2 separate regions of the Homo sapiens genome follow, and region 1 is linked to region 2. Evidence: read pairs that join two places in POLR2A ChIA-PET (ENCODE). Cell type or tissue: PC-9. All regions are shown on one strand. Each heading gives the region's core, and the rest is flanking DNA. Links, peaks and the distances in the headings are about the cores only. Region 1 has its middle 43 kb from the start of GLS. Region 2 overlaps GLS (glutaminase).

Region 1 (16,924 bases), core at 3,865-11,864, 110 kb after region 2:
TAGAGTGATACTAGTAAAAGTTACAGTACTCTTAGAGTCCTTACTCACATCAATGGCATGAAAGGGTGTTTTTACTAGGCATTTGTAGAAGTGATATATTTTTTAAAAGGGGACACCCACTTCACAGAATCTCGAACTCACTGTGAAGGGAGTATCACCTCCACTTTTATCTCAAGTCAAGGGAGAATCTTAAAGTGAACCAACAAAGTGAACTCTTAGTATATAAGGGTAAGAAGAAAAGTCAAGTTTCTACAGAGAGGAAGGGGAAAGCAAGACCCACTGAATAAATTTAAGTTAGTGAGGGAAGAGAAAAAAGAAAGTTGTTTTTCTGATTACATTGCACATGTTAGTGCTTGTTCAGTTCACTGACTACACATGCAAGCACCATTTAGCCTATGACCTTATGGTTAGTGTTTTTAGGGCAGTTTTTATCCATTAAGTATTTTTCGTGGTGATTTCTGTTTTATTAAATTGTTTTTAGTACAGAATCCTATCAAACACTTCCAAAAACATTATATCTATTGCTATGCTTAGCAAGACATTTAGTTTTTTTTGTTCTCTAAGAAGTCTAAAATGTTATTTAGACAGGATTTCCCCCGATAAAATAAAATATATTTTCTACCAACATTAAGTGTGTACAAGTTTTCAATGATCTTTTATTCCACAGTAGATGCCATCATTAAACCTTAGAAAGAGATGAGACTGCGCCGCTCCCCTGCCCTTTTAAAAAATCAATAAAAGACAGAATAATAAGCTGAGAAAGAGAAGTCAGAGAGGTAGAACTCTCCAAAAAGCCAGGGGAAGTTTAAAGAAAGAAGGTCAATAGAGTCAAATGATGCAGAGATGTCAAGGATAGAAACAGAAATTATTGTGATTTAGTGAGTCAAAGTGACCTTTTTGTGTCTTTGAATCGAGGGGTGAGATGTAATACAATAGTGCAGAGCGTGGAGGAGTAAATGACAGGTGAGCAAGGGAGGATAAAGAGGAGCAGTGCTTTTTCAACAAGTTTGTGGAGGGAAAACTTTTGTGTTTTTAAAGTAAGGAGACTTATGTCTCCTTGAAGGCTGAGGAAGACAAAACATAGAAAGTGCAGGACTAAAGGGGTGAGCGTGTAAATGGGGTATGGCTGGAACCTGGAGGATAGAAAAGGAGAGGAGGATGGGGTATGTGTGGAAAGAATCACACAGCAGAAAACACGCAAAGATAGAGGTAAATCAAAGGGGAAGACAGAAGCTGAAGGAGTTTGCCACTCTTGGTCTCAGTTTTCTATGTGGGGTAGGTGGTAGTTTTATTTGCTGAGTGGGTATGTGAGTGGAATAAGGTTGCCCCTTCACAAGGGAGAGTGGAAGCTGAAATTCCCAAGGGAACATCTTTTTCTATTTCTTACAAAGGCACCATAAGGAGTAGCTATGGCCTTTGGTAAGAACTTTAATATTAATAAAAGTGGCGAAATATTGGAAAAATATCTGTTTCTAAGGAGTCGTTCTATAAATGGTTAGCTAATTCGTTGTAGATGACCTAAGCATGATCACAATTTGATCTAATTCCTCTAATTTGTTTTTGCAGAAGCAAAATGTGGCTTGGGAATCCCCTGATCCTCCTAAAGCAAGACATTAAATTTGGGCTTATTATATTTCAACTGGACTCTACCATTTAGTGATTTTAGAGTCTTCTAGTATTCATTTTTGAGTCCCTCAAGATACTCAAGTATACTTCTTGAGTTTTTTTTTGACATGTCTAAATTTTAGTTGATACATTTAACACATGTGCTTCTGTGATACCTTCTTACTTTTTGAAAATTGCCTTTCCTTGTATAGCATTGTTCTTTATATTACCAGTCTCATTTAGCCTTTTTTTTTTGGAAGAAACTGATCTGATCTTTTTATTAGTTTTTTTTTCCCCCTGCGGGTTAGGATTCTTTTAATGGTCTATTATTTTAATTTTTTCACTTTTCTCATGGACAATCTCCACATTTTATGTCATTTCTTTTTCTTGAAGTAACTAACCTTGAATGGAAAAATTGGTATTTTTCTTTTCCCACCAGCATGTTGAATCATCCATTTGTCTGGTAACTTGAGACAGCCGGTAGAGGAGTCACAAGAGTAGGTACCTTTCCATGAGCTCACCTCTGTTCCACTCCCATCTCATAAAGGGTGTGACAGATACTTCACAGAAGGCAAGGAGAAAACAGGTCAGAAGTATGTTATTGGGGGCTTAGCACTGATTTTGGTTCTGACAAGCTGGCCACTCAGAGACAGCAGTAGCTATGTCTGTCTCAGTATGTGGTAGACCATGCTGTTGGGCCCATATATATATAGCCTCCATGCCTGCCACTGGGGCTACTTCATTCACGTACCCACTGTGTCAGTTCTGGGATGACTAAAATCAACTGGGTGAGTCATTTTGTCTACTTATCTGTTGAGTACTTTTTTCATGGTAGTTGCTATTTGCTGAACATTAAGGGACAATACAAAAAATCTTCACACTTCATGCCCCCTCCCATGTTTGTTCACAGATTCAGCAATTTGTCTTTTACTTTGGAGGTAATGGCCAGTGGACTCCTAAATATTTCACTGTACTAGCAGGTCCTGAGTCTTTGTAGAGTTCATCTTCCACCCTTTGGAGCATGTATCTAACCAAGGCTTCTAGCATACTGGCCACCTCTTCCTCTTTTGTCCAGTCATCATGATTTTATTGATGTGATGAATCAGGGTGGTGTTCTGAGGGACTCATAGGTGATTCAGACCTTTTCAGACAAAATTATGGCAAAGGGTAAGAGTGTTACCATAGCCCCAAGACAAAATCGGAGATCAATATTATTGTCTATTTCATCTGAATTCAAACCTTTTCTGATCTTCTTTCCTAATTGGAATGGAAAAGAATATGTTGTCCAAATCAATGGCTAAAAACTAGGTACCTGAAGTTTTATTAATCTGCTTAGCACAGTATCACATCTGGCACAGTAACTATAATCATCAGGTTTACTACTTGATTAAGTCTGTAATAGTACACAGTTATTCTCCAGGACCCAGCTGGTTTCTGCACGGACCACATTGGTGAGTTAAACAGAAATGGAGTGATTACTACTCCTGCATCATTTAAGTTTTTAATTGTAGCAATCATTTCTACCATCTCATGGGATATGATAGTATTTGTTTGTTTGTTTGCTTGCTTGTTTGTTTGTTTTGAGACAGAGTCTCGTTCTGTCACCCAGGCTGGTGTGCAGTGGCGCCATCTCAGCTCACTGCAACCTCTGCCTCCCGGGTTCAAGCAGTTCTCCTGCCTCAGCCTCCTGAGTACCTGGGATTACAGGCACGTGCCACCACGCCTGGCTAATTTTTGTATTTTTAGTAGAGAAGAGGTTTCTCCATGTTGGTCAGGCTGGTCTTGAACTCCCGACCTCAGGTGATCCGCCTGCCTCGGCCTCCCAAACTGCTGGGATTACAGGCATGGGACACTGTGCCTGGCGATACTGTTTTTTTAATTTATTATCTTGGCTAGGGTTTGGGGACAGTTTCAGAGGTTTCCACTTAACCTCTTCCCCTATGATAGCCCAAGGACCGAATGTGGGAGTTATTCCAAATGCTAAGCCAATTCCAATGATATTCTCAGGAACTTGGGAAATGACCACTGAGTCGATTCCTGAATCCAGTGGGTGAAATTTTAGCCAACTCGTTTATTACCTGGCCCTGTAGACCACCACACTAGTGGAGGTGGAGGGGACCATAACCATGCTTTGAATCTCTAGATATCAGTATTATCTCTGCTTCTGACTAATAATCCTAAAAATGTTTATTTGTAGGCACCATCCACCCTCCCCATGCATTTTAAATGCCTGCATCATCATATTTGCTACAGCATTTTACTTCACCAGGATATTTTTCCAGGTCATCATGAGTGAAGTCTTGAGCCACTGAGCCACTACCACCTTGTGCCAAATACTATCTGTGCCCTGCCTGCCAACCAGGATGACAACCCTTCACCTGCCAGGTGGTGAGTGAGCCAGTCCCAAATTCCTACTTTGTCACCTGTTTTCTCAGCCCATTTCTCAACATCAGTACCATTGGTGTTGACTTGGGTCCTCCAAGAGTCAGGCTTCAAGATAGGATAGAGGAAAAAGAGGTTTGTTAGGGGCAATGTCTGTGAGAGAAAAATAAGGTAGGTAGGGGGTAGAAAATGAAGGCCAGGAGAACCGTCAGACTGCACAACCCAGGCCTGACCTGGTTGGATGAGTGAAAAAAAGGAAGAGAATTGGGAGAATCACCCTAGACTTCAGTTTAGCTCTAAGAAAGTTTGGCAAATATTGGGAAATCTTAGAGTCAAAGTTGCCTATCAGAGGAGCTCTGTGACTCTCAGAAGCAGGTCTGCCTTAGTATCCCTATATTGCTCAGTCATTGGCTAAAAGCAGCCTGTAGGAAGCACGAATTTGGCTCAAATACAATGATGATTTCAGAGCACAGCAGCCAAGGGTGCCCACAGGCAGAAATCTGAAAGGTGCATTTTCATAGTTACCACAGATCAGAACAGTTGGAGGATCGTGAAGAAGAGCAATAATTATTTTTGTAGGCAAATAATAATAGATAACCGGTATGCAAGAAGAAAAGATGATCTTTCGTGAAACAAGGTACATTCTCTCCTCCTTTGGGTTGACCTGTCAGTTCACTGACATGAATCTATTGGTTGAAAGCTGATTAAGCAGCAAAGGTCTACACACAGTACGAATACCCAGAAAGAGCAAATGTAGATCATTGCAATGTCCTTGAGTGACAAGGGGGTGGAGGCAGAGAGAGAAGCTCTGCTGATTCAGACTAGAGGGAATTTTCCACCCATCACAAAGGTTTGGCTTACATTCTAGAATCTAGACAGTGACTGAGCAACATATGCTAGAAAGTTGGTGCTCTGCTGAAATTGGGCCCCGAGATATTTTTGGAAACTTTGATGCCCATGAGGAGGGAAAACTGCCAATTTGAAGTGAGAAGAGTGTTTTCGTGTCTCTAAATGTAGAGTTTATGGTTTAGTTTTTGAGAAAATTACTATTTCGAAAAATAATCACTGTGTTGGACACTTAAGAGAAATTGAGCAGGACCCAATTTGGAATTCAGACAATTAAGACTTTGAGGAGTTAAACTATGAAAATTTGTCTCCATTGAGGATGGAGATATATTTCTGTGGATTGTGTCCTTTAGGAGAATGTTTCTTTTCTGAACAAGGAGTTAAATTTCATTGTGTCTGAAACTATTCTTGAGTGGTGCTTTTGTGTCATCCTGGGTGAGCCTTCAGAAAGAGGAGGTAAGGAGTGGAGAGCCACTTGGGCAGAAGCGATATGGAGGTATGCATTTATATTATGCTGGAGAAGAGACCCTAAAGGGAGTGGACTGGGTTTGCAAATTCCCATGTTGGACCAAGCTTTTCTGATGTTGTTCTGAATTATGTAACTAAACACCTACTCAGTCTTTATTAGTTTGTTTTAGAAAAATAAACCATTTTATTCAATTGCTCAATTATTATTGAAGTCCTTCTAGGCTCAGGCACTATTTTAGTCACTTGGAGTATGTCAGTGACAAACACAAAAAGCCCCTGCCCTGTGAAGCTTATTTCTTATCCCTTGGATGTTCTATCACTGGAAAAGTTAGTCTTGGGTTGGAAATGGGACAAGGAGAAGTAATTTCTTCTGTCTTGGCCTTGGGCATTAGGGCCTCCGTTCTGGGAAAGGACAATGTGCTCAAGAAAGCGCTCAGTGGAAGAAGTGAGCCAGCCCTGTAACATGTTGGCTGGCTGGCAGCCAAAGTGAGAGACATCCAACTGAGGACTGCTGTGGAGGGTCCTTGGCTTGTGGACTCTGAGAACTACTATATCTGGCATAAGGTTTTAAACTATCAGGGAAGTTCCCTTCTGTTACCTACCAACCCTTCAGGGAAGTCTTGTTAAGGAATACAGCCTGATCTTAGCTACCACTGTGGGGATTTGAATGCCTTTGACCTCCATGGGGGTGAAGTGGTATGAAAGGCCGTTCCAGTGTCTGGCAGTAATGAAATCTGACCCTCAGAACAGAGCAGCAGTCCCGAATCAGCTGATGGGCTGAGGTGGCAAGTCATTGTGCCTTTATCAAACAAGGGAGCCCTTCCTGGGAATTTCCTGAAATACTTGGGAAGTAGATCCTGGTAAAAATTGGACTACCTGAAGTTAAGTTTGGACTATTGTCAAAATCCTAAAGCCAAGTGTGACTTCTAGGCTGGAAAAGCTAGGACTTCTGGGTTACATAGCACCTGAGGGCTTCAGGAAGCACGAAAGATAGGATTTGTGTGCAGGTTCTAAGTTCTAAGGTCAGAGCCTGAATCATGGAGTAAAATGTGAATCAAAGTTTTCAACAAGGATATGTTAAGTAGGGTTTTACATTAAGGCCACTCAAGAATAATTCTGTGTCTAAATTCATCTATACATATTCTTGTCAATAATTGATCTCTGTGTTAGTCATTATTTCTATTGTCTTTTTTTCTGAAACTTCATAGCAAAAGCACATCTAACATTTCAGATCACTTTAAGGATAAGATGGGGTGAAATAATACACCCTCTGGAAAGCTAATTTCTCTGAAAAAATGCACAGACCTTAAGAGAAATTTGCAGGTATGAAAAGTGATCATTGGTAAGTTATGCAGTCTCTGACCTTCATCCATTCTTTCTTACCTCCCAAATAGAGGTTTGTGAGAATAATAACATATCCACATATGTATTGCCACAGAAACAAATATACCAAACATGTAGTCATATACATTAAACAAACTGTGTCACCCAGGTGATAGGAGTAGGAAATGCTCAGAATCTCCTAAGGTGTGTTATTTAGTATTTAGCATTTTACATTTATCTCATTAAAGTTTTGTGCTATATTAGAGCCTATATGGATCAATAAGCACTGCCAAACTGCTGAAGGCGATACAACTATTGAAATGTTTAGCACAAAATTTACAATGCTATAATCTCACATATTATAAAACCTAAATTCTGCAGCAGAGGGACCTGGACTCCTAGACTTCAGCTCTGTTTCTATTGCTCTTTCTATAATTCTTACTATAATTACTATAATTTCTGTTGCTTTTACTATAATTCAAATTTATTGTTTTTGATGTCAGAGTCTTTCCTAGAAGTTACATAAAACTCTGAAATTGGATCAGGCCAGTTGGGGAGTATTATGATAGGCGCTAGAATAGTGAAATTCGACCAAAGTTTGGAAAAGAAAGGACTGAAGAGAAGCGGTCATCTTCTTTCTCCCTTCTCCCTTCCTGTGGTTGATTGCAAAAATGGCTGCAATACTTTGCAGCTCCTTCCAGCAAGAAGTGGAGTCTATTTCCCCACCCCCAAGATCAGGTGGGCTGCTCTTGAAACTTGCTTGGGCCAAGAATGTGATGGAAGTGATAGTTTGTGTGTTTTTTATTTTATTTTTTTATTATACTTTAAGTTTTACGGTACATGTGCACAACATGCAGGTTTGTTACATATGTATACATGTGCCATGTCAGTGTGCTGCACCCATTAACTCGTCATTTAACATTAGGTATATCTCCTAATGCTATCCCTCCCCCTCCCCCCACCCCACAACAGGCCCGGTGTGTGATGTTCCCCTTCCTGTGTCCATGTGTTCTCATTGTTCAATTCCCACCTATGAGTGGGAACATGCGGTGTTTGGTTTTTTGTCCTTGTGATAGTTTGCTGAGAATGATGGTTTCCAGCTTCATCCATGTCCCTACAAAAGACATGAACTCGTCATTTTTTATGGTTGCGTGTGTTTTGAATCCAGGTGTCAAGAGACCTCAGAGCTTTCATTCCTTCTGATCTCAGACTCCTGCCCAACATATCTTGGGCATCAAGGGAGACCGAGAGGGGCAGAAAGCTGCAATAGTTGAACAGTCCTAGACTAACCAGCCCTAGCTAACCCACCAGCTGCCCACGGATACATGAACAAGTCCAGCTGTAAGATCATCTTAGCCTGTACAAAGCCAAACCACCAAGCTGAGCCCAGTCCAAAATGCCAAACTGCAATTTGTTTTGAGTCACAAAGTTTGGGGGCAACTTTATGAAATAGCAAAGTCTGATAGCTCTAACCACATCTATGAGTCACACAGCCTAGAAATGTTATCAAGTAAGTATTTTCCTCAAAGTAAAAGTTTTATAGAGTCACTTAAATCAGTGCTACTAAAAGTGCTGATCCAGAGAGACAAAGAGCTTGCACCAGAATGTCAATCTGTACACTTCTTCCCTCATCAACAAAGTCTTGCTGCAAAAATCGTGTCAGCTGAATTAAATGGTGTGCATAGTTGACATATTTGGTTTATATTCTTGTGCAAACTGAAAATACTCAGATAGTAAGAATTTAGGCTTTTCAGGCCATACAGTAGTTGTCACAATTTTAGGCTTTGTATACCGTACAGTCCCTGTCAACTTTGTCAGTATAGCACAGAAGCAGCCATAGGCAACAAATAAATGAATGGGCATGGCTATGCTTCAATGAAACTAAGAAGCAGACAGCAGTCTGGTTTTGGTTTGTGGGCCATAGCATGCTGAATCCTGAATCCTAAGCCATTTCAGCAGCTCATCCCGTCAAAGCTCATTATCGTGTCTGCTTTTATAATAATGTCAAAAGAATGTAGGCAAGAGCAAAAACAGAATTGGAGATATCTTTCCTTAGAGACCAGAAAACCAAATGCCTGAAATAGTTGTTTCAGATGCCCCAACATGGAGATAGAGGGATAGAATGAAATATGGAAAATTGTACATAATTATTTAAAATGTATATGAGTAATAAAGTGCACAAGTACTGCCAGTCAAGGCCCTGGGCCAAATTTGGAAAAAATAAATATTCTAAGAAGGTTTCATTTCAAAATGTTGATATCTCAACATTACTGCTTAGCAGTAAGGAGTTGGAATATTCCTTCCCTCATTTTTTTTCTTCCTCCTTTTCTGTCTTCCTCATCCTTTCCTTTTTTTCCTTTCTCAACCCAGAGGAAAAAATTTCCAGGCACCATTGAAAACCAGTATTACATTCCTGAAGAGTAGGTTCATAGAGCAGCAGTTAAAACTTGTGGTTTTGCCATTTAATTTTCTTTCAGTGGTTGCCCCATTTGATTTTCTTTCAGTGTAGTTTGGAGACAATACATTTCTGTCTCATTAAAGTATGAGACAACAATGTGTCTTTAGATTCACCCTGACAATGGGCAGGGTGTGCCCCTGTGAGGGAGTGTTAGGAAGAGGCACAAAAAAAAGAGATGCCAACAATCACTGTCTATTTCTCAGAAAGCACACTGGGCAGATTTCCAAATTCCCATTACATTCTGGGATTTTTTTTTAAATACAAAGATGATTAGTTGCTTTGACAAATATACTCCTCCCCAAATAACAACTGCTATCAAAATCATTAGAGTAAAACAAAAATCTCTAGAACTACATGTTCTGTTTATTTTAATGAAATATGAAATCTATATCTTAAGAATCTCAAAGCTTCTTAAGGTCGAGACCTCTTTTAAAAGAAGGTGAAGTTTGGGTTACCTTTTCAAATGGTTTCCCTTTTTTTGTATTTAATATTTTCTCTACCTTTTGATTAAGCCATTGAAAATCCCTGGCGGAATGCAAATGTAGGAAGAATAACCCACTAGGAATCACAGCCATTGTCAGTCACTAACAATTTTTCTCAGACTGGTCAAGCATATTTTCCAGAGAGAATAAACATGGTGTCATGGCTACTAGGGAGGGTTAGGCGAGAATAAGTCCCAGAGAATGGAATGCCAGGATGCCTTGATGGGGTGCCACAGCTGCAGAGAGGGTTGGGGTAATGGGGAAAATTAAGGGGCAATGGGGAAATTAGAGAACTAGAGATGGCAGCAGAGGCTGTAAAAAGACGATATAGATACATGTTAAATTTTGCCTAATTCCCAAATTTCCTTCAGGATGGCCATAGCCAAGAGAGCCAAAAATTACTTGTCATGGCATGAAAAGGTGCTGCTTATTTCAGCAGGGAGAAAAGGCCTAGTGTCAACGGCTGAGCATCCTTCTTCAGCACATCTGTAGGCTGATCTTCATCTGCTAGGATGCCATAAAACCTCCCAGGAGGCTCTTGGTGCTCTCTTCTTGACCACAGATTGATAACTCCTAGGGTCCTCTAAGCATGACTCTCTTATCAGTGCATCACAAACATCATACATATATAGGTCTATGTGTATATATGTATATATATATGATGTTATTTTGTGATGGCATGATATATATATCATTATATATGATATATATATCAAGATATGTATAATGCCGTTTATATATGACTCATCCATTCTGTCTTCTGATGTTTACATTCTCATACCCATGTTCTCCACTACTTCTCTCTTCTTCCTCCCCTCCAATAATCAAATGATATCCTTTCCACTTCCCTATGTCTCCTCTTTTCATCAGTATTAACTAAGTCTTCAGATAGGGCATTGTGAGAGCCAAAAGCTCATTGCAATAACGTTTTACTTTTCTCTTTACTGTTGTAGTCAGTAGTCAATACTTCTTTTTAGTCATCCATAGCAAACTCATCCTCTCAAGGGGACAGATGAAGATCATAGCAAATTGAAAGCTGAGAAGTACTACTTTAGATACAAAAATACTGTCGTCAGTCGCCAAACACTCCATTCTCACCCCCAAAGCTGTCATATGATTATAAGAACTGAATAGAATTATAGAATCTCAATGATTCATAAATTGATTCATTTATTCACCAAATATTTTTTGAGCAACTATTATAGGAAATACTCTTCCAGGTTCTGGTGATACAAAGTTAAGGCATGCTCCTTGCCCTGGAGGAGGTTATCATCTAGTAGGGGAGCCAGATGTGTAAGCAAAAAATTACAATAGAGAGTGATAAGTGCATAATGGAAGTAGCCACAAGGTATCATTTTGTTCAGTTGAGGTAGTCAAGGACTCTGCTGGGTTGGACTAGAAAAACACTTCCCTTAGGAAAAGATTTCGAGCTGAGCGTTGGGAAATAATTTACAATGATAGGGGAAGCAGGACGAGTGACTAGTAAAATTTGCCTTGAGCATCAAGTTCATGTAGAAAATTGGTAGGAGATTTTAGCCCTAGGCAGTGGAGCTAAAAATGATAGTGGATAAATGTGTGAAATGTTGAGGAGGTAAAATGAGAGTTAGAGTTTAATAATATGAATGAAGAGGGAGAAGATGTTATTTTGCCCACTTCTGGCCTGATGCAGAAGTCTGGCCCTAGCATTCCTGAATGGTGGCTCACCAGGCTCTGTTGGGACCCTTCCAGGAGTAGTAGCTGTCTGCCTCACAGTACAGCAGCCTGTTCTAGTCCAGACAGACTGGATTTTAGAGAGAGCTTCTTTATATTGATCTGATATCTGCCTGCCTTTAAATTCCACCCCATCTTATTTCTTTATTCAACAAAGACTAGGTCTGTTTTCTTAGATGTAGATCTGAGACATCAAGATACTTACAAATGGTCATTTTTGTCTCTCCTTGGTCTTTTCCAGTCTTCTTTACTCAAAACATTCCCAAGGATTCAGGAAATTTCTATCACTATCTATCTATCTATCTATCTATCTATCTATCTATCTATCTATCTATCATCTATCATCTCAGCTACTCACATTTCTCCAGAGGTTGGATTTGGTGTCACTAATGTTTAGTGTCATTGCCTTAAAATATGAAACTCAGTGACTGAGGCTGTTATCATATCAGCCTCTTGAGTAGCCACAGTAAAATAATAAAAGGACAAAACAAACATGGGAGAAAGAATAGTATGTCTCAGCCAACTTTGGGCACACTGCCTGTGAGTTAGCCCTGCTCCACGAGGAGCAGCAGAAAGAAAGAAAAAGAAAGAAAGAAAGAAAGAAAGAAAGAAAGAAAGAAAGAAAGAAAGAAAGAAAGAAAGAAAGAAAAAGGAAGGGAAGGGAGAAAGAGACAGAGAGGGATGGAGGGAGGAAGGGAGGGAGAGAGGAAGGGAAGAAGGAAGGAAGGAAGGAGGAAGAAGAAGAGAAAGAAAGAGAAAATAAAGAAAGAAAGAAAGGAAGGAAAAGAGAAAACAAATTACGTTTCCTTAAAATATCATTCACTAAGAGATTGCCACCTCTTCCTGGAGATAAATGTCCACTGCCTTAGTCATTTGAAGTAACCATCTCATTTTGTTACTGTAGAAAAAAATATAGCTCATTGCAAATAAACCCAACATAGAGACTAAGATAATAAAGTAATATAAAGCTAAAAGTGAAGTTTGAGATAATCTTATCTAATCCTTCATTTTACAGAACAGAAACCAGATGATTACTTGGTGATGAAAACAAGTAGTAAAATTACTTGTTAAAGCCATTAGGAAAATAGTTAATTAATAACTCGACAATCTTTTGGCACCAGATTAACACCACATAAATTACTTTCTAATCACAAAGGAAAATATCACTGAACAATGGGGGGATCTAATGGTCATGACACTGAATAAACAGTTATTTCTAAAGGTGGTTCACCAAGGTAATATCTTCTGATGGGATTCAAAGTGGAGTGTCTAACATCACCTATGATGTAATGTGGTCAGAAATATCTAATTAGAATACAGAAAGTTTGACAAACGGTGCTGGAACAAATGGATACCCCCATGCAGAAAAAAGAACTTGAACCTCTTCCTGACACCACATACGGACATTAACTCAAAGTAGATCAAAGACTTAAATATAAGAGCCAAAACTATAAAACTTTTAGAAGGAAGCATAGGTGTAAATCTTCATGACTTTGGATTAAGCAATGGTTTCTTAAATATGACACCACCCAAAGCACAAGCAACCAAAGAAATAAATAGATAAACTGGTCTTCATAAAAAATTTTTTTGCCGGGCGCAGTGGCTCACGCCTGTAATTCCAGCACTTTGGGAGGCTGAGGCGGGCAGATCATGAGGTCAGGAGATCGAGACCATCCTGGCTAACATGGTGAAACCCCGTCTCTACTAAAAATACAAAAAATTAGCCGGGCGTGGTGGCAGGTGCCTGTAGTCCCAGCTACTCGGGAGGCTGAGGCAGGAGAATGGCGTGAACCTGGGAGGCGGAGCTTGCAGTGAGCCGAGATCGCGCCACTGCACTCCGGCCTGGGCGAAAAAGGAAGACTCCGTCTCAAAAAAAAAAAAAAAAATTTTTTTTTGCATGAAAGGTCACTATAAAGAAAGTGAAAAGAAAACTTACAGAATGAGAGAAAATGTTTGCAAATCATATACCTGATAAAACCTTGCATTCAGAATATGTAAAGAAGTGGCTCAATTTAAAAATGGGCAAAGGGCTTGAATAGACATTTCTCCAAAGAAGATACACAAATAGCCAATAAGCACACAAGAATATGTTCAACATCTTTTGTCATTAGGGAAATGCAAATCAAAATCACAATGAGATACCATTTCATACTCACTAGAATGAATATAATTTTAAAAAAAACAAGTATGGGTGAGGATATGGAGAAACAATTTAAAAAAGAAAAATAACAGGTCTGGGTAAGGATGTGGAGAAATTGGAACCCTCATGCATGGCTGGTGGGAATGTAAAATAAGGCAGCTACTGTGCAGAACAATTTGGCAGAACTCTCAAAAAGAGTTTTCATATGACCTTACAATTCCACTCCTAGGTATGTATCCTAGAGAAATAAAAACCTATGTCCAAATAATAACATGTACAGGAATCAGGAATATTTGTTGCAGCACTATTCATAATAGTCAAAGAGTGGAAGTTGGCAACCCAACTTCCACTGATTCCTCCTTGTAGCTGGTATTTAACTGATGAAGGAATAAACACAATGTGGTACAATGGAAAATTATTCAACCATAAAAACTAATAAAGTACTGAATAAACCCTGAAAACATGCTAAGCGAAAGAAGCCCAACACAAAAGACCACATATTATATGATTTCATTTATATGAAATGTTCATGTAAGGTATGGGTCAAGCAAAGAAACCAAGGTACATCCATGCAAACAGAAAGTATATTAGTATTGCCAAAGGATGGAAGAAGGAAGAATTGGGAGATCCAGGGTTTCTTTTTGCTGTGATGGAAGCATTCTGGAATTAGACAGTGGTGATGGTTACACAGCATCGTGAATACACAAAAAACCACTGAATTATACACTTTTAACAATTAAAATGTTGAATTTTATGTTATGTAGATTTTATCTCAATAAACACTTTTTTTTTTTAAAGAATACACAGTTTTAGACACGACTTCTATTTTACAGTTGATTCAAGCAATAGGGAAACAAGTTAAATGATACCAGGTGAAAGCAACCAGACAAACCCAGAAGGTGGACCAATCTATAGGACAACTGGACTGGTCTTTTTAAAAAGACACTAACATAAAAGGCAGATTGTGCTAGCCTTTCAAGTATATGTCAGAATACCCTAAGAGGTATGTACTCTTAGACAGAAAGAATAAGACATTTTAATTGTTTTATTAATTAGTATTTTATTATTTTCCTCCAAGCATATATACTGCTTCTCTAATAATAAAAAGTGTATTATAAGTATTTGCTTAAGGCCATTTAGCTAATTTAGAGAACTAGTAAAAACAATTCAGGAAGACTGAAAACCACCACGTGAGACTTATTCCTTAAATATTGGAGGAGGAAAAAAAAGGAGGAAGTTCCAAACAGCTGGGTTTGAAAGTGGAAATAATATGGATGTGTTGGTATACCATGAAGATTTTCCTGTTTGTCCCTAGATTTCTGTTTTTTTGTTTGTTTGTTTGTTTTTCTTTCTTTCTTTTTCTTTTTTTTTGAGACAGAGTCTCGCTCTGTCGGCAGGCTGGAGTGCAGTGGCACGATCTCGGCTCACTGCAACCTCCGCCTTCGGGGTTCAAGCGATTCTCCTGCCTCAGCCTCCCGAGTAGCTGGGACTACAGACGCCTGCCACCACGCCTGGCTAATTTTTTGTATTTTAGTAGAGACGGGGTTTCACCATGTTGGTCAGGATGGTCTCGCTCTCCTGACCTGGTGATCCACCCGCCTCGGCCTCCCAAAGTGCTGGGATTACAGGTGTGAGCCACCGCGCCCGGCTTTCTTCTTCTTCTTTTTTTTTTTTTTTTTTTGCTCCTTCACCTCCCCCCTACTCTTCATCCTTCATTTTGTCCCGTTTCTATCTTCAGGTGCCCAACTCATGTCCTTCTTGTTTTCTCAGTTTCTTTGGATGGCCCCTCTTTAAGAGTCTGTGCTTCTCTTCCCTGACATGTGTTCTTTACTCAAGGGAAAGCAGTTGTTCTCAGGATCAGATTCTAGTTTGTCTCTGGCACTGTTCACAAAAGTTACTCTTTTCAAGCACAGGCAGTGGAAGCCGGATTCACCCTCCCAGCCTTGAAGCCATCACGTTTGTAAGGGCACAGGCTGTAGGGGGTAGTGGCCAAAACTCCCGGCCCCAAGTATAGTTTAGATGATGGAAGCTTAAACATCCCTGGGAGAAGCGATTGAGGAAATTGGAGAAGGTGGATCCTTCCTGCTTTTTGTTTATTTCAAAATAAGGAGATCTGTGGCCATACAAGTAGAATTGGACTGGGCTAAAGGTTAGCTCCTGTGTTGATTCCGGCATTGTTTAATATCATAATCTCTTTACAACCTGTTCCAGCCTTTGAGAGCCTGTGTTCCAGGTCAGGACTCAGAGATGGAGGTTACAGAGACATGGAAGAACTCAGGAAGATTAATAAACTTTGATAACTTTTTTGGTATTATAAATAAAAACATTTTACAATTAATTATAAGATATATGGAAATTATTATATTAAATTTGTTGACAAATGTGTAAATTTTAAAAAATCTATTTCTTTAGCCACATAACTTGAGTTTCCCAAGGCCTCACCAGCCTATAGTGTATATAAATGAGTTCAAGTCCCCGTGTTCGCTGCAGCATTTTTCACAACAGTCAAGATATGGAAACAACCTAAGTGTCCCTTGAAGAATGAATGGATAGAGCAACAGCAACTGTGGTGTGTGTGGGGGTGTGTATATATATATTTTATATATATGTATGAAATATATATATATTTTAGCCCCAATAAAGAATGAGATCTTATTATTTGCCACAATGTGAATGAATCTAGAGAAGATTATCCTAAGTAATCAGACACAGAAAAATATTGCGTGGTCTCACTTATATGTGGAATCCAATAATAAATAAATACAAATATACAAAGAGAACAAAATAACAGGGGAAGGAACTAGGGAGATGTAGGTCAGAGGATATAAAGTAGCAAATATGTAGGATGAACAAGTCTAGAGCTCGAATGTATAGCATGAGGACTATAGGTCATACTTTTGTGCTGCCTTTGGGGTTCATGCTAAATAAGTAGATTTTAGCTGTTCTTGCCACAAAAAAAGGTAACTGTGTGAGATGAATATGTTCATTTTCTTCACTATAGTGTTGTTCTTACTATCTATATGTTCCCTTATTGGTGCCCTTAACATCATATTGTATACCTTAAATGTACATAATAAAATTTATTTTCGCCTGTAATCCCAGCGCTTTGGGAGGCCCAGGCAGGCGGATCACCTGAGGTCAGGAGTTTGAGACCAGCCCAGCCAACATGGCGAAACCCTGTCTCTACTAAAAATACAAAAATTAGCTGGGCGTGGTGGTGGGTGCCTGTAATCCCAACTACTTGGGAGGCTGAGACAGGAGAATCACTGAGGCAGAGGTTGCAGTCAGCTGAGATCGCACCACTGCACAGCTTGGGTGACAGGATGAAACTCCTCTCAAATAAAAAAAATTTTTTGAAAAAAATATAGATTTGGTATAGTTTGGATATATGTCCCTGTCAAATCTCATATTGAATCATATAATAATCCCCAATGTTGGTGATGGGGCCTGGTGGGAGGTGTTTGGGTCACAGGGGTGGGTCCCTCATGGTTTGGTGCTGTCCTTGTGATA
Region 2 (16,924 bases), core at 3,355-11,354:
GGGATTACAGGCATGAGCCAACATGCTCAGCCCATAATTTTGTTTAAAGTCTCCAGGTGACTTTGATATGCACTTTTCTGGGTTATAAACCACTGTTTCAGGTGTCCTTAATGTCTTTCTTTTTTAATGGGGTCAACTCTGAATTCTCAATTCCCTTTTTGCTCTTGGACCACAGAATACTGACTGGCTATTACAGATTATTCTCCATATTTCCACCTGGTCTCTCATTACTGCTTGACAATTTTTTTTTCTTGTTGGTTCCCGCCATACTTTCTTCAGGCCTTTAATACCAGTGGAGACCCCTAAAAACAGACAGAAGATCCTAACTACAACTTTGCTAAAAAGATAAAAACTGTTTTCATCGCTCAAAGTAAAAAGCTTCCTCATTTTTGAGACTACTTTTTATCTATTCCTTCAAACACTTATCCTCTAGATGCCCTGTTCTTGTTCCCTCACTGATCCCCTTTGTTTCTAGCATCTTTAACTTTTCCTCTTTCATTGGTTCTCTCAGTTTACCTTAAAACAGACACAATTTCATCCTATTTTTAAAAAGCAACACTTGACCCTATTGTTCTCCCTTCAGCGCTTATTTCCTGAAAGTATATTTTTAATTCCCTGAAAATTACCTTCACACTCATTGTTACCTCTAAACAGCGCTCTCCAAAGCTCCAGCAGCTTCCTAAGCCCTGATTCCTTCAGATCCCCCCAGCACCCTCCACCCTCTCACGACTTGCCTTCCATGCTGCTCCATCACCCTAATCTTCCTCCTGTTTGCTGCTTTGCAGATTCATTACCCACTTTCCACTGCCAAATACTACTCCCAAGGCAGTCCAATCTTCTTGTTTTTCAATATAATGTCCCTCAAAGAATTCATCTATTCCTCTGGGCACACTGACTTCCCCATCTTTAATCTAAATCTTTCTCCTAAGCTCCAGTCCTACAGCTCCACTTGATAGTCACTTCAAACTCAAAAACAGCAACAGTCCTGCCGGCTTCTCACCCTGGCTCCAGTTCATAGCCATCTGCCTACTTGACATTGCTTCCAGGACTTTTAATGGGCATCTCAGACTTATACCCAAAATGGAATTTGCTTTGCCCTGTCTTCTGCCACTCACAGTCAGCTCCTCTTCTAGTCTCCCCAGTTTGGGGATGACACTACAATTCACCCACTTGCTCAGGCCACAAACTCAGGAGTCATCCAGTGCTGCTGCATTCACTTATGCAGGTTGAGTCCTTCACAAGGATGCCTGGCCACAGGGCCAACACGGGTTACCAGCCCACGCTCTTCCCACCAAGGTGTCCTAGCACCCAGGTACATGTGCTGGGAGGAAGGGAGCTTCTTTACCCAGTGGTGCTGAGAAGTGCTTCTGCTTCTGGCCAGAGACAGAATTAGCTTTTTCTAATTCAGACAAATTCACCATACAGACCATGGGGGGTAGTCCTTGATTCTATTCTTTCTCTCACAGCCCACATCTAGCTCATCAATAAATCCTCTTTCCTGCAAAATATGTTTGGAATCCTATCACTTCTCACCACCTCTATCACTATTGCCTTAGGCCTCATCTGAACCACCACCTTATCACCTCTGCTGCCATAGGGATCTTTTAAAAACATCAAGGAACTCCCGTGCCTTTCCATCATATCTAAAGGAAAATCAAACTCTTTACCATGGCTTTCAGGACCCTAAAGGCTCTATTCCTGGTTACACTGCACATATCATTCCTACCACTCTTCCCTTTCCAGCTCTACTCCATTCAGAACATCTGGCTGGTCTCAGGCACTCAAGGCCTACAACTGGCTGCTAGAGATGCTCTTTCCCCAGGCTGTCAGGAGGCTCCCTCTCCCCCTCCCTTTGGGTAGGTCTCCATTCAAATGTTCTCTCAAGACTCTAAAACACTCCCCTCTTTTCATCACTCCTTATCCCTTACCTTGCTTTTCCCCTTCATATATATATATATATTGTATTGTTAACTATATCCTTTTTAACTATATTTGTTATATATAACTATATATAAAGTATATATATTTTTATATATACTTGTTTTTTGTCTCTCTCATTAAATATAGGCTCCATGTGGGCAGAGACCACTTGTCTTTCTGTTCCCCACCGTAAACTCAGTGTCTATCACACATAATAGGTGCTCATTAAATATCTATTGACTAAGTGAATATTCTCCCTCAAGGCATCAAATATTCAATTTTGGGTATTAAATTGCAAAATTAATTCCTCTATCGGCCCCCAACCCTGCATTTTATTTTTTTTGAGACAAGGTCTCGCTCTGTCACCCAGGCTGGAGTGCAGTGGCAAGATCTCGGCTCATACAACCTTCGCCTCTCGGGTTCAAGTGATTCTCCCACCTCAGCCTCTGGAGTAGCTGGGATTACAGGCATGTGCCACCACTAATCTAATTTTTGTAGTTTTTGGTAGAGACGGGGTTTCACTAGGTTGGCCAGGCTGGTCCCAAACTCCCGACCTCAAGCGATCTGCCTGCCTCAGCCTCCCAAAGTGTAGGGATTACAGGTGTGAGCCCCTGTGCCCAGCCCATCTACCTTAACTTTTACATCTTTGAATATCATTACAAGATTTATTCAATCATTAACTGATGCCTCTGCTTCTGGTCCTTCTTCCACCCTCCAAAACCTCTCCACATACTTCTAATCATATTCTCAAAACATTGCTCTAATCACTACAGGTTTCTAAGCAGCGGAGTATCAAGAAACCCAAAATCATTCCTGATAACATTTAAGTTCTTCAGCCTTGTATTCAAGGTTCTTCAGTCCAGCTAACTTAATTTTTCTTCTCAACCTCAATAGAGCAAAATTGGTCTTACTGCCCTTGTTTTTGTCTTGGTGTCTATGCTCTTAAGAACACCCAGATTCCTAATCAAATCCTTCCCTTCCCTCAAAGACTAGCCCGAAAGTCCCTTCCTTGCTGTCAGTCTTCCCCAGGCCATCCCAGCCCAGCATTCATTATCTATGTAGCTTATTGCCAGCTGCCCACACAGTGCCCTGTGACAGCATGTGCTAGGGACAGAGTCAATTAGATACCTCCACTCCCACCACAACCCTGGATCTACCTCCTGCTTCCTCCCACAGTGCATACTATTCTCCTGAAATCATTTTTCCCCACCCATTTCTCACTGATATGTTATTCTTACCCATTCCTGTGAACTCTGCTCCAATCTCTTAAATCAAAAGTAATCTCCGTCTACCTTTGCTGCACTATGGCACTATAACACATGACCACATGGAGCATTTGTGTGTCTTACTTCCCCCACCACTAAGAAAAATCCAAATTCCCCTGTATATACCATTAATATATTAATTACCCAGTTATTATTTTTAAAACTATGTTGGTACTTCTAAGCAATAAAGCCTCATCTGTTTCAGTGACTGGATATAAGAACTACACATTCCCCTTTAAAATTTTGAATTTAGACCATGCTCGTTTGAAGAGATTTTATTATAGTATGTGTGTAGCACTTAGTCACTTCATTATTCAACATTTCAAACGTTCTAAAAGTCCATTTCTTATTAATAAGGCCCAAAATAGAAGATTTTAGAATATACTTGGTTTATTCAGAGTATATTGTTATTCAAAAGCATGAGAAAAAAAAATCAGGAAACTTTAATGTACAAAGGCTTTGTAACTAATCAGAAGGGAAAAACACTAGCTCGCCTTAACAAAATTATTAAAGACTAACATGGAAGTTTGGTATTCTTCCCATGAAAACAAAAGGCTAGCTATGGAGCTGGATTTAGTCCAAACCAGAAGATAGGTGCTTGAACACAAAGTGAGTGTAATTCTCTCCAAAACAGAAAAGCACTAGGAGGCAGCCCATGCACAGGCACTATTTAAAAGCAAAACCACAAATTCCTCTTCTTTCTAGCATCAACAGCCCCCTATACTTTTAAGTTTACATAAATTATGAAATGAGCTGTGGGTAGAATGCCACAAAAGAAAATGAAACTAGTTTAACACTTTTGAGACAACAGATGGAGTATTTCATTTAGGGACAGTCTGCTTCCTGGTCTGTTAAAGAGCGCCACGAGTATTTCCAACTAAGCTGACACACCCTCTGGAATGCCTATCATAGCAAACAAACTGAAGGAGAGGGGCACTCTAGAAGATCAGTCATCCACCTCCACACCAATACTTGCAAAGGATGTAGGTGTGCTAACCATTGATCAAAGCTCATTCCCCTATTTCCCCACTGGATACTTGAGTTACATTGATTTTAAAATACCTGTCAAGGAGGCCAAAGTCCAGAAAATAATGGGTTAACAGTAAATGCCAGAGGCATGGAAGCTATGTTTTGATAAATAATTCCTTACTATAAAGAAACAGACTATACACAGCCGCAATAATAGCTATTAAATTAAGGGCTCTGATGTTTAATGTATACCTCCCCATGGCAAAGAGACACTGCACCTGGGCAGAGAGCCATTAAAATTTATAAATTAACTGTTAACAGTTTCCCCTTCATCTTGTAGATTTTCCAGCACTACTGCATTTTTCTTATCAAGTCTCTTTATCAGAATCTGCCCGAACCAGACAATCTTATCTTAGTTTATTTGTACAAAGTCATGACAACAGTGGGACAAAAAATGTTACAGTTCACATGAGTTCACTTAACACTGGCATGCTTGGCATAGCAAATCTCACTTTTTTCCAAAACAGCTAGAAGCAGGTGGGGAGTGTATCAGTTTTACACATCTAAAACATGGCATTCCTAAGTCTTTAATCCTATCATTATCCTACTCAGTTTGAGCTTGTTTAAAGGTTGAGTTGTGTGACTTCTGTAAATGCCCTAATAATTCTGTACTTATGAGTAAGTAGCAATTATTAGAATTATATACTCACATTACTCTGTATTTATATAGTGGATGACCCTAAAACATTCAACATTTTAAACAGTTATAGTTGTTTTTAAAAATCCCTGACAGGCTGGTTATAAAATATGTTGATAGATATATTTTATTTATTACTACCACTGAGATTAAGGACCCTGGCTCAAGGTCACACAGCATATGAATTAGTGATGGAGCTTGAGTAGAACTCAGGTATCTGGATTCCCAATTCTGTACAACTAGACCATGATGATGTGAGTCCTTAATAGATCTCAGATTGTTATCCAAAGCACAGAAGGAAACCAACGGATTAAATATCAATTTAGCTCTAATCCATAAAAGTTCTTTACTCAATATTGGAAGGAAGCCTAGATGGGACCAAAGCGGGAGGGGAGAAAAGGAAGAAAGGGAGAAGATGGAGGGAGGGAGAGACGGAGGAAAAATTGGTTCACTGGTTTTACACTTTACTTCAACTATTTAATTTCTAACTCCATTACCAACTGCCAAACCAAAATTTCCTCTGTTTTTCATCTTTAGTTTCTGTCTTCATATAAACATGAATTCAGCCTGTTTGGAACTGCTATAATGAAAAAAAAAAGCAGGTAACTGAAAAAACATCCTTCTGTTTCTACCACCTCTAGTTTGAGATAAGCTGCTCTCATTTCCAGCTCAGTACAGTATCTGTTGTCATGGAATAGATACTTTTCTTCAACTGTTAAATAAACCATCATGACTCCAGATCCAATTTTGTTTTAAAGGCTTCACTCCAACTTGGCAGATTATAGTCTTTAAATGAAAATAAGCTTTCAGCCTGCTTTTATATTTTCTTAAGGTCAAATTGAGGCATACTACCTATTATACTGTGGCTAAAGAAAAATTTTAAGTTGCCATCATATGTAAATTAATCACCTTGCCCAAGGGTAAAAGTAAACCTGTGTATTGTGTATGTGATTGAAGATATTTCCTCTTTCCTTTACTACTGAGCTTATTTAATATTTTTAAGGATGTGTAAAAAAAAATTATACTACTTTTGTAATTAGACAGTCTGAGTATGAGGCCACATATTCCTAAGCTTTCCAAAGATTTACTGAGACACAGTTATTAATATACTATATATAGACAAAACTAATCCAAACTGATATGATTCGGAGGGTTGGGGAAAAAATCTTTTATAGGAATAGCAATTCAATAAATTCATGCCCATATTTCCAAACTTACACAAATGCAGGAGGTTCTCATATAGTAATTTCAATAGAGAGGAATAAATCAAATAGCAAATTTTACTATAAAGGAAAGAAGCTCTGTTTTACAGAAATTTCACTTTAAAAATACAACCTCAAAATGGTACCTCCAAGAACTGCATTCTGTTCTTGACTTTGCTAAGTAATAAACTCCCTTAAAAGCATACAATTTTCAATTTTTTTTTCTTTTTTTTTTTTGAGACAGGCTCTCGCTCTGTTGCCTAGACTGGAGTGCCGTGCTGCAATCATGGCTCACTGCAGCCTTGACCTCCCAAGCTCAACTGATCCTCCCAACTCAGCCTCCTGAACAGCTGGGACCACAAGCATGTGCCACCAAACCTGGATGATTTCTTTGTTATTTTTTTGTAGAGACGGGGTCTCACTATGTTGCCCAGGCTGGTCTCAAACTACTGGGCTCAAGCAATCCTCCTGACACCCTCCCAAAGTGCTGGGATTACATGTGTGAGCCACCATGCCTAGCCTCAAAATTTTTCAATGACCAGTTTAATCTGAAATAATTTCACTCATTTGTAAACTAAAAAGTCATAATCATGTCAAAAAATCTGACAACCTATGAAGACAAAAAATTAAAGATTATATATTACTTACAACAAAATAGTTAATATGAAGCACCTACTCTCTCGACTCAGCTAAGTGCTCCAAATGTTATTTCTGTTATTAAAGGACAGGAAACATTTAAACAACTTCAGCAAGGTATCAGAGCTGGTAAGTGGAAGAACAAGGGCTCAAACCCAGTCTGGAAGATGCCAGGGCCAGTGCTTGCAACTACTATCTACTGGGTCAAGCAATTTCCTAACAAAACCTGGGACTTCCTCAATAATACAATACCAAGACAGAAATATGTTGTGATAGGAAATCAGAAAATAGCAACAAAGAAACAATTTATAGAAAAATCAGAGATATTAATTTTATATTGAGGTGCTACCCAAAGGTGTTTTTTAAATGAAGGGAAAATAAAAGAACAAAAGAAATAATTCAATTTGATAATATCACAAATGACAAATAGAAAAAGTTATTACCTTTATTCTTTGCATTTAAAACTTTAAAAATGAAATGTGAGTTGGGTGAATGTGAATAAAAGCAAATATGACTGTTACGCTACTGGCAGCAAATAAATAACTTCTTTTCTCAGTGGCATATTATTCCAGTAAACACCAATGAATGGTCTAAAAAGATACCAATGAGGTCATAAGCATCCCTCTTTATATATCCAATTATAAAAGTAGCTAACAATATATCTTTGTGTGGTCTGAAAAACAGCACTCCTAATCAATAAGCCAGAAAGCAGAAGAGAAGAAAAATAGCAATGAGCAAAGACAAAGACAGCTACTCCTCCAAAGAACAAAACTGCAGACCTTAAGCATATCTGTATTGCACAGACAACTATCAAAGTTTCTCATTCACTATCTTTCTGGTCTTCTCCCACTATTATACAAACAAGTTTTTGTAAAAGTTCATGAACATTAGTGAATATTACATTAGTGTGTTAGGATAGAGGACAAGGTTCCACATTTCTGGAATGATAAAGTGCTATATTTAAAAAACAAGTACATAAAACCCAAAAGTCAAAGAACTTAAAAGCGAATTTAAGACAGGAAGAGAAGACATTCATCACCAAATACACATATTAAACAAAAAAAAAAAATCCAGGCCATTGGAATCAAACTATTCTTACAAAGACACCATTTTGTGTAAATTAAAAATAAATAAATACAAACAAGGTCCCTGAAAATAGATGAGGTTCTCTTCCTGCTGTGAAACAACACGGTTTTAGCATTCATACAGGAAGAATTATGGTTTCAATTCAGAGTTTAAGGTCCTATTTCTCTTAGCATGCCTCAAATCCTGCTACTATAACAAAGCCAGGCACATGGACTTGAGTTTTCTATAGTTATTCCAACCCACAATACTAACACAATCTTTACTAATTGCTTTAATGTTAGAAAAGAAATCCCTCATTTTCACTGGTCTCCAGAGCCTTACTTAACTCCCTATATTCTTCAATGTTTATTTCACATTTCTATTGTGAAACGTTCAACATGTGTGCTTTATGGAGCATACTCACAGAAGAGGTGTAATAACAGTATGTTTCTCTAATGCTGTAACTTTTCAAAGCACTTTCATAGCCACTTTATTATTCAAATTACATAGCAGGCTCCTCCAACATATAATACAGAAAATTGCTGGAGAAAAGCATATTTTAAGACACTAAAAAATAAAGCAATTGTTCTATCTAAAAAAAATTTAGAAAGGACATCATGTAAATATAAAACCCTCATCTTACTAAATTATCTATGCTTTCATACAGTTCAATGCTCCAAACTCCTTAAAATACTCTTTCCTTGACTGCTGATATTGCACTATGCTGGATTTTCTCTTCTCTGGCCACCTTTCCCTAGTGGAAGCCTCTCCTACTCTATCTTACCTTTAAAATGATGGTTTCTTAGGGTTCTGTCTTTGATACACTTTCCTTATCACTTTATACTATCACCTTAAGCAATCTCACACACCACCCCAGCTTCAAATACTACTCTTCATACTGACCACTCACAAAATTATAGCTCCAACTTACACTGCTCTAAGTTTTAGGCCTAAATCTGACTGCTTACTCAACATCACTACTTAGATATCTCACAAATATCTCAAACATTAGCTAGCTTCTACATACTGATAGTTGTCTAACCATTATCCACTACCCACCCCTTCCATACTAACAGAACCTCTATTTGTTAAAGGTAGTATTGTGTCCAATTAAAAACACTTTCCCAGATTCCCTTGCAGTTAGTCTGGTCAATGAGCGTCAGGTGAGTTTCCAGTAAAGCTTCTTTCTTTAGATTTAGATATCACTCTTTTCTTTTTCTCCCACTTTGGCCATACAGGTGAGGCTAAAGATGAAACAGCCACCTTGCAACTCTAAGTTGATAGGCGTGATTTCTAAGATCAACACACTTAAGGCTTGTGTAACAGAAGTTTACCTTACTAATGGCACTAGCCCTGGTTGGTTTCCCTGATAGTCCCTGAGACTTTCTGTTATATTAGAAAAATAACCCCCATATGTTTAAAGCACTGTCAATCAACCTCCTGATATCCACAATCAAACAGATCCTTCATTGTTACAATAGCCAAAGTTAAACTAATTTCTTCCCATACTCCCAAGGTTTGCTTTTCCAGTGTTCTCCATCTTAGTTAATGCAGCAGCTTTGGCCCTGTTGCTCATACTAAAAACCTGGTAGTCAGCTTGATATCGCATTCCTTTTCACCCACCAAAAACGATCACCAAGTGCTGCCAATCCTATTTCTTAAACACATCTCTTATTTACCTATTTCTCTCACCTCTAGTCCAAGCCACCAACACATCTCGAGTCCAAAACTTCAACTTTCTCTCTCTTTAATCCATTCTCCGCAGAGCAGTATTTAAAAACCAAATCATTCTCTCCCCTTTTTTAAAGTCTTCAAAGTTTCAGCCGGGTGTGGTGGCTCACGCCTGTAATCCCAGCATTTTGGGAGACCGAGGCGGGCGGATCACGAGGTCAGGAGATCGAGACCATCTTGGCTAACATGGTGAAACCCCGTCTCTACTAAAAAATACAAAAAATTAGCCAGGCGTGGAGGCAGGCCCCTGTAATCCCAGCTACTCGGGAGGCTGAGGCAGGAGAATGGTGTGAACCCGGGAGGCGGAGCTTGCAGTGAGCCAAGATCACTCCACTGCACTCCAGCCTGGGAGACAGAGCAAGACTCCGTCTCAAAAAAAAAAAAAAAAAAAAAAAAAAAAAAGTCTTCAAAGTTTCACACTAAACTCTGAATAAAGTCCAAAATTCTTAATATAGCATATAAGACCTTTCAGAAATGTCTCCCAAACTGTGTCCTGAGGACAACCTACAGCAGAAGCACCTGGGGTGCACATTAAACATTTAGATTTTTGAATCCAACTGTAGGAATGGGCCCCAGGAAGCTAGCTGTATTTTAAAATTAAGACACTCTAACAATTCTGATGTACATCGAAATATGAGAAGGCCCACTCTACATAATATGGCCCCATCTCTTAGGAGTCATCCACAGCCAATCTCCATCCACCTCACCTCACTCTTCTTCAGCGCATTTGCCTTCTTCTTTCCCCTTCTCAAATGTGCTAAACTCCTTCCTGTTCTGGGGCCTTCAAGTCAGACTAGCCTATTAACACTATTCCATATTTCCTCTGACTCCTTCAAAACTTACACACTGTATTACCTTCCAGTGAAAACCAACCATATTTAACCACCCAGACAAAACAAGTTCTTATTGTACCCTCTCCTAGCATTTTTTTACTTTTCTATCATTATCATTATATTTGCTGAAATATTTTTTAAAGAAATGAAACATTAAAGATACAGCTAACCATGCTCTCTGCATCCATTCCATTCCCTCCTGGCAGTAAGCTTTATCTAAAGATTGGTGTTCATGTTCTTATAGTTTTATTAGTAACTACATTGCATATTTGTGTCTCATAAAGTTTATTATAGATGTACAAAAATAGCATCATATGGCATATACCATTTTGTAACTTATTTTGTAACATTTAAAATGAATTAGATCTACATGCATCAGTATTAACAAATCACTTATTACCATTTTAATTATTTTCAGTATTTATTCAGTACCTGTATCCCTGCTTAATTGCAAACACAAGTTGGATCATACTTGTCTCATTAACCACTCACTGCATATCCTAAACACTTCACGGTTTCTGGCACATATTAGGCAAGAAATAAACATTAGTTGAATAAGAACCTATCAGTGAATAATAAAGCACAGGAATAATGCTAAGGTTAATTTATATAGATCTGAATTGCACAATCAAATTTAATTAGCTAAATATCTTGAAATAATTCTGTTTGTGTGCTGTTTGAACAAAAACTAGTGAAATGCTGAGGGGGATGGTAATCTTTTTTAGTTCTTACTTGGTAGAAAAAAAGACCAAAAGAAAATAATTTTAAAGGTTATACATTTTCATTTATATAGAGGGATCTAATCTTGGATATTGGTTGGGTACCAGAAATGAAGAGAAGAAAACAACATGAGGAGAACAAAATTCCTATTTAGAAGGCATTAAAAAAAAAAAAAAGTTTGCTAACTAAGTAAAACAGGGATTGAAAATATTGAAATGGAAACCAGGAAGCCAGAAGAATCCTGGACTTCAGCCACTTTCTTAAGGTCACACAAGTGGGAAAGCAACTTCATAAAAGCAATGAGTTATCTGACTACAAATTTACACTTATTACAAAAGCAATTCTAGAAGAGAAGCAGAGCAACTTAAAGTGGGTACGTCTACAATAAAACTGCTAATTTGCCAGAATAAGGGCATTCAGATAGGTGGAAGTTATTTTTTTGGTTATCCTTTAACAGCAGAATTGTTTCTTCATAGTCCAGTAAAAAGAGACATTAAGGCAGAAATATTTTATTGGTATGATTAAAAAGGATTAATAGTATTAGTCACCATAGAATGTTAACAAAATCACTTGTACTGTAATTTCATCAGATGTCAATGAAGTTTCATTGTGCATTAGATGCAACGTTTATTCATCTCAATTCAAATATTCATCTCAAACAGTATTATTTAGTTCATTCTTTATTTACATTATAAATCTTGTGCATAGACCTGGATCAATGATGCATATACTTCAAGGATCTAAGTAAAATAATAAATAAAGAATAAGCTATATTATACTGAAGAAGAGAAATTTGGACTTTTACATTTCATGTGTGGTTTTCTTTCGAACTTTTTAAAGAAAATTAAACTACAATGGCAAATGTCAACATCAAAAGATTTGGAAGTGAACATATATAAAGATACGGAACTGAAAACCCATTTCCTGAGTAACTTTGATATAATTTTTTAAATTACCTCATTTTGGCCCAAAATAAATTATAATATGAAACAATAAAAAATAGAATATTTGAAATTTAGATAATATATTCTGAGTTTTTCAACTAAAATCTTTAATTTGGAATGACTGTGAGAAAGAACAAAACAACAGAACTTGGGTGGAATTCAATTAATAATTTATACCATGATTTTAGGTATCAATCTCATTTAATAGAAGAAAGTCAAGCCTTAAGGATTAAGCTTTAAGCTGTCCTCTCAAAAGAATCTTTGAAATTGCCCTTTTGTGATGATTTGTGAAATAACACAATATAAAACATATATAAACACATATAACACATATAAAATAACAAAAATTTATAATTCTCATCTAGATCTAAAAAGTTCAGCAAGAGACTGATTATCATAATTGAAAGTTGAATTTTACAATAAAATGGTTCAAATGTGAGTAGTTACATTTGTGTAACTGATACTAATATTTCATCATTTTTATTTTGGAATGCATAATATAAAAGCAAGCAGACTTTATATTGAATGAGTTTATACTGAAACTTGTAGGGAGAAGAGCTACTCAGGCAGTTTAAATTTTCAGAATTAAGAAACCAATACTATAATATTTTGAGAGCAACAATATTTAAGTTTTAACATTTTGTAAGTCAACAAAGCCTTTCAAAAGTTAACATATTTCAAGAACTCAATACACACAGTCCTTCATAAATATTAAAACTCCAGAACTATGAAATGGAGATTGATACTGAAGACAACATGTACTATAGACAGAGTAAATAAACAGACAAATTAGGAAACTTGGGGGCCACTCACAGATCCAAATGTCTAAAATAAACAAGGGAAGTAGCTAGATATTTTGCATGTTTTCCAAGAGCTAACATGCAAAGAAAACAAATTTTTCTTAAGAAACCATTTGTTTAGAACTTGACTAGTCTTCTATTTATTTAAAATCGTTTTACTTATATATTTAATCTAACCTCAAAGGAATTTATTTTAAAAAGCCAGTGATGTAACATTTATTTTTAGATTTACATTTCTGCTACAGTTTTCTTTCAAAGATTGCAGGGTAATGTTTTATTTTTAGAACTACTGTGTAACTTTAACATTTACTTCTAACTTTACTAATTTTTAACAACTGGGACATAAGACTGCTTACTAGAAAAATACAATTAGTTTTAATAAATGCTGATGGTACCATCTGCCAAATAACTTATAGTCACATTAACTACTGCCAATTATGCTTCTCTCATTAAAACTAAACCACAAACAGAAACATCTACAAACAGAAAGTCCATCCTAACAAAACACAAAACAGACCAACCCCCTCAAGAGAAAAAAATCTAAATATGCTAATAGAAAAAGCAAAGTGCTAGGAAACCTGGAAAAGGGGGCTGAGTGGGGTGGGAGTCTGTACCAGGTAACATTTAAGATTACTTTCAAATTCAAATCTGTGATTCTAAAAAATATATAAGATTATGGTAAATAAAAGTACATCAAAATTCTAGAAAGGTTGGACTATGTTTTAAAAACAAAAGAAAGCCTTCGGCTGTTTTACAGAATATAAATTTAATTATAGCTCAGGATTCCAAATATAATTGCTGTGCAGAGGAGATTTTCATTATATAAACATAAATCACCAGAAACATAATATGAAAATAGAAATTTAAAAACTACTTTGGGTAAGAATTTTTTCTTTCAAAAGCTAAGCCTTCCAAATAGATAATTTTAATTATCTGTGGTTTTAAGGCCTGAAAGTGTTTCAGCAAGGTAAATACCTAATGAAAAAATACCATTATTTTTAATCATACTATGTACAGAAAAATCATATCCTCAGATATTGAAATATGGCTTAAAAATAAATACAATGAATTATTCTTTGCCATTGAGATGTGGTATATAATTTTTCTTTAAAAAAATTCCATAATTAGTAAATGAGATTTAGAGTTAAATGTATAGTAAAAATGTTACAAGATTAACCGACAGAAGCAGTTGGCACCAGCTCACCTGTTTCTAACGCTTGCCTTTTGAGGGCAAGATTATAACTTTTGTTTTAAAGCAATACATGATGGTTTTCAATAATAAGTATTCTGTAATTTACTGGTGAATGAAATTTACAAAAAAAAAAAAAAAAACCCACAGATTCCGCCAAAAAAGCAATGCAATCCAAGTGCTAATTAGTATCCTATTCATTTTGGTTAAGGGTTAATGGATCAGGAAGCCATTATAAAGTTTTTTATGAAAACAGGTTTTCTATACATGGCATATTTAAAAAATCTCTATTAGCTACAACTTACAAAAATTACTAAAGTAGATCTACAATCTACAAAATAGAAATGGCAAACAAAGTCAACTTAAATTCTCTTCCTCTCCTATGTTCATAAAATAGAAAACATTTTAAGACCATAGTAACAGAATCACTTTGTTAAATAAGCATTTATAATCAGTCTACTTAACATACTATTTTAAAAATAAGTACCTTTTCTATTACTATTTAAAAAGTTAAGAACTCTACGAAACATCACATTTTGCCCGCTGTTTCATGTTGGATAAATATTGCCTCAGATCCTCTTAGAGTAGTTTTCTAAATTTCTCAAAGTCATGTGCATTTTATGGTATTCAGATTAATAAACTACTAGCTGGAGGTTGGGGTATAAAATAAAAGAACTTCCCCCAACCCAATTAAATTCCTTCCATTTCTAATTAAATTCCTTCCATTTCTAAGCAATGTTAACAAACAAAGGTTTTTAACTTTGTTACAATTTGAAATAAAAGAAAAATAGTTGAACTTGGATATACTTGAGTGTATGTTTATGTATAATTTTGCCCTTGAACTACATGACAGAGAAAAGACCGAGTAAGGTAAAGTCCATTCTCAGTAAGTCTAAATGAAAATCTGAGCATAAGGCCATCATGCATGGTAACAAATTTCCATTTATGCTACATCTCCAACATCTGGTTTTGGTTTTATTACACAATGCAAATACAACATTAAATATAAAATGGTAGAGAAGTAATTGAGAAGAAATCACACGTTAAGTATTCTGATCGTATACCTTTAAAAAATGCTTTCTAGCATTTTCAAGGCCATGTAGGAGAAAAACCAAACTTTTTACAGATGAATAGTAAAACAGATTCTTAAAACTAAAAACTGTACCACAGTAACTAAATAAAACTGTTCCATAAACTGCTCAATATAAGTGCATTACTTCTTTTAAGTCAAAAACAATTTAAAAAATACAATCCTTCCTTATAATACATTTTGGAAAGTGCTTTAAATTCCACATGAAATCTAATATTCTTGGTTTCACTTTTCCAGAGTTCCCCCAATATTGTTAGTTACTCTCTTACCCTGGCAGTCCTGGTAGTGAATGGGAATGGTAACAGAAACCACAAATCTTTAAAGTCAAATTGAAGAAGTAAAGTATGTTATACTTTACCAATTCTAGGGCAGCAAAAATTTTAGGGGTTCTTTTGTGTCAAAGCTTGGAACAGGAATAGATCAATGAATAATTTATACATAGTACACAATGTGAAAAGAACTGCTCATCATTTTCAGAATATGAATGGGTAGATTAAGGTACATAGATAAGGAAATCATATATATGTATGCACAAACGTATATACATATGCACAAACATATGCAACCCACACATTATATATAAATTATCAGGATATAGGCTGACATATCAGTATATTTCAGCAGTTCTTTCCACATAAATATATGCCTATTAAATATACACTGTCAGATCAAGATCACCAGGTATTTTAAGTCTCCTCTCTCTTTACTTCAAATAAATTTTTTAAAAAAATCTTTAAAAGCAAGTAATCATAAACTGTTACATATATTGAATATATCATTATACTGGAACTCCTTATTAACTAATTCTAAAAGAACTTCATTTAAAAATCCCACAGATTAATACAAATTCATGTAAACAACAGTATTTCCCCTTTCAAATAGTTTTAAAACTTCTACAATATATTCAGGAATCTCCAGAATATGAATGGCAGATTTAATTAAACATAAAAATGTAAAGTACTATATTTGACCTACAATACATGGAGCCTCTATAATTTGTACTATAATTTGGATCATGCTGTGGAAATATACAAAATTCCTTCTGAAAATGTAATCCCCTCAGAAACCAGTTAAGGTGAATTTCTGTATCACTGTCATTCTGTTTAATATAAATTCTACTGAGATTAACAGTTTTATTCTAAAGCAATATGATGATACTCTTCATTTGGTTTAGCAATGTTTTTCCTATTATTTAGGCAACAACAGATAAAATGAGAGTTACATAGTGAATAACAACAATATTCCTCCTCAGAAAGCAGAAATAACCTACAAATAGGGTTGCACTTTTTTTAAAGTTACCAAATGGAAAAACCACCAAAAAAATTGAGAGAAAAGTTTTTATTCAAATACTTCTAGTACAACCAATAAGAAAAGTCCTCCTCCCAAAAAAACCACTAATGCTATATTGCATTTTAAAAAATCAAATAAAGCCCTTTTGAATATTTCTAGTTTACTTTGAGGCAGCTTCAGAATAGCAAACACTTTAACAGTATCTTCATAAAGAATAATTTTTTCTAAGTTAAAATCCCAACTGTATTTGTACTTAAAATGTTGAAGTTGCTTTTATAAAAACAAAACAAAACAAAACAAAAAAAACAATAAAATCAGCTTAAAATAAATTTATTGTGCAATACAAAATGTAGGCATACTGGAAAATAAAGGTACATTATTAAATATACAAAGCAAATGAAAGCTAAACAACACAAATGTTTTCATCCAAACACTAAGATAAAATGCACAACATTTATGCTAAAAACAAAGTACTTCAAGAACAATATGCATTTCAAATGAAATGTTAATGATGCCAAAAAAAGAAAGAAAAAAGAAAATCAAATATGCTACATTGTAAATGCTTGAATATCA

Evidence for each region. ChIA-PET counts read pairs that join two places held together with the same protein. Peaks named below come from ENCODE experiments on the same cell type or tissue, not always from the same donor. Only the 100,000 strongest peaks of a DNase experiment are listed, where the experiment ranks them.
Region 1: POLR2A ChIA-PET joins it to region 2 with 11 read pairs; 3 of 35 experiments call an interaction of 5 or more read pairs at or near these places.

Annotation. Positions count from the first base shown.
Region 1 is chr2:190,829,830-190,846,753 of GRCh38, reverse strand. No RefSeq gene overlaps it. Among named protein-coding and RNA genes, the nearest start is that of GLS, 43 kb to the left of the region's middle. RefSeq lists an enhancer at 2,230-3,429. In PC-9, for the core only: no CTCF peak of the experiment used is centred there; a DNase peak (open chromatin) is centred at 8,053; H3K27ac peaks cover 5,099 bases.
Region 2 is chr2:190,935,031-190,951,954 of GRCh38, reverse strand. All of the region lies in intron 14 of GLS (glutaminase), which reads right to left. Among named protein-coding and RNA genes, the nearest start is that of GLS, 63 kb to the right of the region's middle. In PC-9, for the core only: no CTCF peak of the experiment used is centred there; DNase peaks (open chromatin) are centred at 4,054 and 4,684; H3K27ac peaks cover 1,429 bases.